3 separate regions of the Mus musculus genome follow, and all the other regions are linked to region 1. The links are chromatin loops, found by intact Hi-C in ENCODE. Cell type or tissue: heart. All regions are shown on one strand.

The links. Hi-C counts contacts between places; a loop is a spot of excess contacts. Peaks named below come from ENCODE experiments on the same cell type or tissue, not always from the same donor. Only the 100,000 strongest peaks of a DNase experiment are listed, where the experiment ranks them.
Region 2: a loop joins it to region 1, with 5 times the contacts of the local background. A loop is called at or near these places in 12 of 42 quality-filtered maps.
Region 3: it touches region 1 in a loop (2.8-fold over the local background); 5 of 42 quality-filtered maps call a loop at or near these places.

The regions. Positions count from the first base shown.
Region 1 is chr1:152,088,830-152,091,329 of GRCm38, reverse strand. It overlaps 1700025G04Rik (RIKEN cDNA 1700025G04 gene), which reads left to right and starts at 1,010. Exons shown (of 6, transcript NM_197990.3): 1 at 1,010-1,398. In heart, no CTCF peak of the experiment used is centred here; DNase peaks (open chromatin) are centred at 439, 989, 1,579 and 2,199; H3K4me3 peaks cover 2,500 bases; H3K27ac peaks cover 2,500 bases.
Region 2 is chr1:151,819,500-151,821,999 of GRCm38, reverse strand. It overlaps Edem3 (ER degradation enhancer, mannosidase alpha-like 3), which reads right to left. Exons shown (of 20, transcript NM_001039644.2): 20 at 1-2,500. Among named protein-coding and RNA genes, the nearest start is that of Edem3, 65 kb to the right of the region's middle. In heart, a CTCF peak has its summit at 1,359 (motif pointing left); no DNase peak of the experiment used is centred here.
Region 3 is chr1:152,037,809-152,040,308 of GRCm38, reverse strand. All of the region lies in intron 1 of 1700025G04Rik (RIKEN cDNA 1700025G04 gene), which reads left to right. Among named protein-coding and RNA genes, the nearest start is that of 1700025G04Rik, 51 kb to the left of the region's middle. In heart, no CTCF peak of the experiment used is centred here; no DNase peak of the experiment used is centred here.

The DNA.
Region 1 (2,500 bases):
CAGTGTGCACACGAAAGGCCCAGTATGCCTGGGATGAGGAAAAAAATATGCCTTCCTAAAGTGAAGGAAACTGGTTGCCCTGTGGGGGTCCACAAAGAACTGGCCCTCTGGCCAGGGACGATCTTTTTAGGTCCTTTATCAATCTCTCAGCTGGCGCGGCCTCGCCCCTTCTGTCCACAGAGGCTTGGGAGGGTGGGGAAAGCAGAGCAGGGCATCCGCATCTTTCCTCGGCAGGTTTCAGCTTTTTCTAAGTCGCAGAAGCGTCTTCCTTCTTTCATCTTGCAGGCGCTGCAGCTGGGAGACAAGGTGGAGACGCTCAGAGGTGGGTCTCCCGGCCTTGGCTGCGGCTGGCTCTTCCCGGCGGCCAGGGAGGGGTAGGGCGAGGCTGTGCAGCCTTCCCGAGTTAGCTCCAAGCAGCCACAACCCCTCTGTGCGTCCCAGAGCTGTCGATCTGCCTGACAGACTTCTCCTCTCCCGGTTCCTGCCTCAATCCTAGTGAAGCCTCTGTCGGCACCCACACCATCAACCAAGTGACAGGTCCCTGGAAGGCCAGGCAGGATACAGCCTTCCTATCTGGGTCTGTCCTCCAGTTTGCACGGGTGCGCGCGAAATCACACACACACACACCACACACACCCGCCACACAGACCCACAGTCCGCCCTTCCTGCAGAGCACACACCACACACACACACACACACACACACACACACGCACACACACAACTCGCCCTCCCTGCAGCACGCGTGTGCATGCACACACTAAGCTCGCTCCTCTTTTCCCTACAGCACACACACGCACGCACGCACGCACACACAGGCCGACAGACAGACACAAGCGAGCCCACCCTTCTCCCTCCCCGCAGCCCTGGCTGCCCAGCCCCTCTTCCCCGAGCGCCGCGCCCGGCGGCCTCCGCAGGCCCCGCCCCGGGGGAGGAGAGCGGGCCGCGCGCGGGAGCCGGGCAGGGGAGGGGACGGGCGGCGGGGGAGTGTCTGGCTGCCCCCGCCCCTCGAGTGAGCGCCTGGGCGCGGAGGTCCCCTCCCTCCTCGCTCCGAGTCTGCCAGCTCCCGCTCGCTCCCTGCCCACTCCCGGGGGGCCGTTCCGTGGCGCGGCCGCCGCGGCCACCGCTTCTTTCACACTTTAGTTGCCGCGAGCCGCGCGCCGCGCTCAGTGACTGGAGAGAGCTGGCCGCGCGCCGCCTTCCCGCACGCACGCACGCGGGCCCGGCTCCGGGGTTTTCGGCTTTTACTCCAGGCGGCGGGGAGGAGGGGGAGCCCCGGCCACACTGTAGGGAGGAGGAAGAGGAGGACGTGGAGGAGGGAGGAAGAGAAGAGGCGAGGAGGCCAGGGGCGGGGGGCGGGGGGCTTGCCACCTTCAGCCCCCCCCCGCGAGCGCCCAAGGTAAGCGGGGGCCACCTCCGGCGCGCTGGGCATCCCGGGTGGGCGAGGAGGGAGGCCTGCGGGGTGTCTGCCGAAGGGATGGGAGCCGCGATCCCGGTGCTGCCGGCGCTCTTCTCTGGCTGGGGCTGCCGCTGCGGGGCTGCTGGGGCTGCTCGCTGCAAGGGACCGGAGCCAGGCTGGGGGAGTTGGAGGGGGGCGTCTGCTTGCAGGGTGGAGGGGTTGGGATGCGGTTAGGGCTGCTGACGACTTTCGTCACATCGAGGCCTGGGTGGCTGGTGTGAGACACCCCTCCCTTCCCACCCGCACCCCGCGCCGCCCTCAGCCTTCCTGCTCTTCTCTAGCTTTGCCTGTAGCCACTGTTACTTTGCAAGCAGGAGCTGGGAAGGAAAAAAAAAGACACCCAAATTTAGAATCTTTGGCTAAGTCTCCAAGTCCCTTCCCTCGTTCCCACTGATGGATGCGTTTGTGTGGGGGATATGATCCCCGAGATTTCTGAAGTTTTGACCTTTTTGGGGTGGCTTGTTTTCTGTACATCTGCTTGTCTTCCTGGGTGTATTTATTATTCGTGCCCTTGCGCGGCAGCCGGAGGGTGCTTGGTTGTATTACATGAGCAGATTCCTTTCCACCTCTGCAGGCAGTTCGAGAAGTGCCGCGGCGGCTGGGCTGCCTTTGCTGCTTAATGTCCTTCCCTATCATCCGCCCTGCCCCCTCCCTCCAGAGAGAGATATTTTTTATACCCCTCTGTCATGTGTGTGTGGGAGAAGTCCTTAGGCCGAAGAGCTTTCATCGCCCATTCATTCCTCTTGCGAAGGCTCTGAATGGCTCAGGCATGTTGATAACATTTGGGGGGTGCCTATCTTTGCCTGTGGAGTTGCTTGGCCCAAGATAAAAATATACACACCCAAACACGCAGTAATCTTGAGGGAGCAAGCACAGTTTGAGAGGGAAGTGATTTGTTTCCAGTCGGAAGCTGACAACCTAGGAGATACCTTCATCGCCTGTGAGTTCGGAAGAGTGTTTTAAAATAGAGCTTATGCTCTGTGTGGCTGGAAGACAGCCATAAGTTCAGTTGCTCTGCAGCTCTGAAAGTGATACACCCTGA
Region 2 (2,500 bases), 270 kb after region 1:
CAATTATATACAAGGATTATATACATTTTGCCCAGACTTTTACATCACAGTACATAGTTTCCATTAGAAATATTGTATACATTTATCACCAAACAACAAAACCCAACGACAGTAGTGTTACAGCACCTGTTAGTACAGACAGCTTTTTCATAAATTACATCATAAGAAAATATACGGCTGTAAATTGGGCTTTTAAAAATGTCTTTTATAAAATCTGAACATACAATGTTTCATTCACAGAATGTTTTTTTTCTATGTTCTGACTGTAGCCTTGTGCATAAACAACCAGTTGGAGTATTGACTGAATGCTACCCTCCCTCCCCCTAAAGTTGTAAGCACTATTTGAATTACTTAGGCTGAGCTTTCTTATGATGGATCTGGCATGGAGTCTGGTGAGAGAACAAACGCTGGCTTTGTATAAGAAAAGTTAATATGATGGTAATTTAGATCTAAAAGAATTCCCGAGAAAATAATTACATTAGTGAAATTGAAGTCAGAGAGTGCATAATTTTTCACTTAAAAGTATCTAATACTGTAAAGAAAAAGGAAAAGGAAAATTACAAAATAATTTGTTCTAAAACAATTATACTTTTTTTGGAAGCTTATTACATAGGTTAAAGAGAAAAAAGAAAACCTACTTAACAAAATACCCCACCCAAAACATATCTAGTAAATTACTGTTCTTTCACATTTAAATTTTATGGGGAAAATATTGCAAATTAGGGCATATAATTTCAATGGAGTTTTTATGTGAAGAAAAAAAATACCTAATTTTACTTGGTAAACAAGTTTTAAAACTTGAAAAATACCTGAATTAAATACTTGCTCTTAACAGCTAACCTTTAGCTTTCAGGTAATATCCGCACTTGATTCCAGGTTTGTAAACATTATATAAATCTTTCTTAGTCAAACAATTTTATGGCTGTGGTGATCATTTCAGCTCTATTTCTAAGCAGTCAACATTTAACTGAGGTAGACCAGATGTTTCTAAACTCAGGGTCTCAGAAGTCCCTGAATCTTCAGCAAGTAAATAAAATATCTATGAAAGGTTTTTAACAAACATCAACAACAATGAAAAAAAAATTTTTTAAAAATCTATGCTGTTGGAATTTCCTAGTGAACTCAAAAGACTACTTTGTGGCAGGCAGTATGTCAAATACAAAAATGGATGGAGACTCAGTTAGAATGTTGTGTTCTGACGCTGAACGTATTCCTCTTTTCTTAAGTAGGGGGAACTGAGTATTATTCCTTCTAGTTAGTAAGTAAAATGTCTTAAATTTATTTCTTTAAAGGATTTGGTTTTCCTAAACAAATCAATAGGTGCCTTAATGAAGGGCAACAGCTCCTCCTAGTGGCCAAAGGAATGTAAGTGGCAGTCGCTGGCTTTTCCTAATGTGCCATGGGCTCCCCTTCATGCCCTTAAGTTCTCAAAGGAAAAAAATATGCGGCTTTGATAACTTAGCAGAGTTTGATTTAGTCAACAATGGCTTTGAGCTACAAATACAAAATCAATCCATAGAAGGCTTCTGTAATCAAAGTCGCCAAGGAACATCTGTTCCCTTCCTCCAAGCCCCAGTCCTAGAAATCAAGTCAAGTAATTAAGCGTCAGCTATTTTGGCAGCTTTGCAATGAAATAAAACGAAGCACATCTCCCCTTCTGTATACTCTATGTATTACGGTTCTATCTTCTCACACCAAACTTCCCATGCAGAGAGACTAAAATACCCATGTTTGCTGTCAGGTTTAACTACGAGTTAATGAAGGCCTTGCCATGCTACCCCGGCCCCAAGGAATTCTCTAAGATTCATCACTCACTGACCAATCATTTATTTGGACCTTTTGAAAACAGGTATTTATTCCCTTATAAAAGGGCACGCTTACCTGGGACCTAAGACATGAACTTACACAACTACAGCACAGCACTGCTGTCATTCATGGCTCCATAGATAACCTAAGTCATTCAGTACCTCAAAACCACGTTGTAGAGAAAAGTTACTGTGTAATGCCATGGTAAAAAGGAATGAAGTCCCTCAAATATTCCTTTAGAAGCAATTAAAACAAGTTCAAAAATAAATAAAATGAATAAAACCATGATTTCAATGTAGAAGTATCAATAAGCAAAACCAAAAATAATTAAATGTGACCAGCTCCAGACTGCCACACACACCCCCAAAAAATCTTTTTCTTTTACTTATATGGCTATATAGTTTTTACACAGGTCACCAGAGACTAATTTTCAAGTCCACATTAGAAGGAAGGAGTATTTGTTAAAACAAAACAAAACAAACCTAAACCCATGATTTAACAGAAAATGTGACAGACTCCAGCTTCAAAGGAGAAAGACAGTAGTCACCCCGGGACTACAGTCTACTACCATGGTTTCTCATGGCTCTATAAGATAGGGAGATGGAGCAGGGCTTGGAGACGAGCCTTCCATCTCAAACTGCATACTAAAATGGATGGAGTAAGGCTGATGGTTAGAGGAACCACCTTAAGAGAA
Region 3 (2,500 bases), 51 kb after region 1:
TCTCTTGTCACATGTCAGGTGATCCTTATTATCTTATCTTCTTGGATATATTCTGTGATGAAAAAAAAAATGTCTGTGTTTGAAAAAAAGGAAGCTATAAATGAAAAGATTATGATGTTATCAGTTTATATTGTCACCGTGTGAGTCGATAATTCCATGTGTGACTGTTACGAGGAAGTCAGAATTTGGTGTTTGACCGTCAGTATTTTAGATAATTAAAACACCATATGACGTTGTCATTTTAAAAGAATTGGCTCCATTCTCCCCCGGCTTATTTTCACACGAGGCATTGTAATTTGAAGTTGGTAATAGCAGTAGTCTGGGTTTTGAGTGTGAATCAAAGGCGAACCAAGGGAAGTGGAGAAAGCCTCCATGCCTTTCCTGGAGATTTCCCACTCCCAGGCCCTTCCCTAACGCTTAGGTGCAAAGTCGCTGTATCGTTTATTTAACACTTCCATTCTCACTGCCACAGTCTGTTTTATTTCTGTGGGCGGTGCGCCCTGCACACTCAGCTCTGGGTGAGACCAGTATGTGTATGACAGGGCCTTCTTCCCTAGCTGGCTCATGGATTGGGGCCTGGGGCTGACAAGAAGCACTCCAATGTGTTTTACAGCCTGAAGTGTGTTCACCCCTGAGTACTGGATTTTATATTCCACTGGGGGGAAAAAGTCTATAAATACCGTGACAACTTTCCCCCTCTACCAGAAGGCTCCACGCCCTGTGGCAATCTACTTTCATGAGTTTGCGGTTGGTGCCAGAGCCTACAATGTAAAATTCCTTTGTAAATACTGTACCTGAGAAAGCAGCATTGTGTCCACTCCTACTTTTGCTTCTTTTTCTGACCTCATGGTCTCACTCTGTATTCCAGACTGGCCTCAAACTCAGCATCCTTTTGCCTCAGCCTCCCAAGTGTTGAGATACTACATCCCTATATACCCTATCCTGTTTGGGTATACTGGGAGAATTCATTCCACATTCTTTCCCTGTAATTAGACTGTTGATTTATTTCTCTGGGTGTTGCACCCTTTCTCCCGAAGCTGCCCTGGTCCTCTCTAAGGGACGGTAGTGAAGTCTCTAGAATGTTGTCATTCCATCAGTGCCCTTTGTTGTGCTGGCCATTGCAGAATATCTGGAGACAGGGCACTCTGAGATGCTGATGTGGTGACTCTGAAACAGGTCACTGGGCCAAGATAGCTCAGCAGAGTCTGAAAGATGGCCATTCGAGGGGATCTTGAGCCTGATGTGTGCCCTGAGTAGGAAGTGGGATGTCCTGCCCTCGGTGGGGTCTGCACAAGGACAGCGTTTCCCATAGTGACTCGAATCTCAGCTTGGCTTTCTAGAATAAGCAGATATTAAAGTTCTTTCAATGAAAGAATTCTTTTTCCTGGGGAGTGCAGACTGCTAACACGCTTTTCATCTGAAGGTGTTAGCTCTAACTCATAGTTCTTCCTTCTCATGATGCCGCTTTACGTAGAGATCCCAGGCAAAGGAAGATCTCTGACCCTTTCTCTGAGTTCTGTCCCCAGAGTTATGCTCACCATTGCTCCAGTCCGTTATTCTCAACCACAGCAGGCTCCAGGTCACCCGCTTACTAGCTGGGAGACTCTGGAGGGAGTCATATTCAATTCTAATCTAGTTCCTTTTAATCTGAAGATGAACGTGCAATAGCTATGCAGAAAACATGTGCAGGTCACATGATTGTCATGAAGAGAACGAGAGAACTACTTTATGCTGTCACTCAGGGAACACTGAATGCTCACAGGGAGAAGGGTAGCCCAGTGGATGGAGGCAGACAAGGCGTCTAAAAATTAAGAGTTTCCAATCTGAGGCGACCCCGATGGTACCTGCTGAGTTCTCAGTGTGGAAACACCTAGAACGATTCAGCATTGGTTCAAGGGTCACATGAACTGTGATTTGTGCTGAGACAGACAGGATGCAAATGAGAAAACAGCAAGCTGTGTTGGGTTACTACTTCCATGCGGTGTGGGGGGAACGCTTCCAGCAGAGGAAATGTTTGAGCTGGGCCTGTCAGGTGACACAGCTTCCTATAAAAGCTCATCTGTCGCCTTTTCTCTTGTTCTCTGCAGTGGTTGCTTGTCTGCGGTCTCTGCACTGGCATCACTTGCTGGCCTTTGACTTAGCATCCGCCCTAACAAAAGTCACATTATAGGTGTGCATTGAGAACAGACTCGTTCTTAAATGCCAGGATCTGGATGTACACTTTTGTAATGAAAAGTCTGTTTATTTTTCTGGGTCAATTTTACCTTAGACTACTGCTCTATAATTCAAAACTTGCCTTGTTTTAGACATGATATTTATTTCTAATGACAGGGTAATTCTAGTACATGGGGATGTTCAATGCTTTGGAGCATATTGGATATAAATGTTGAAGAGAAATTTATTCTTTAGGGGTATACACAAGAGACAGGTTAAAGGCAACGAGGCAGCTTTCCAGAAGAGAGACAGTCGATGCATTGAGTGTGTTCCTGTAGAGAAGTGT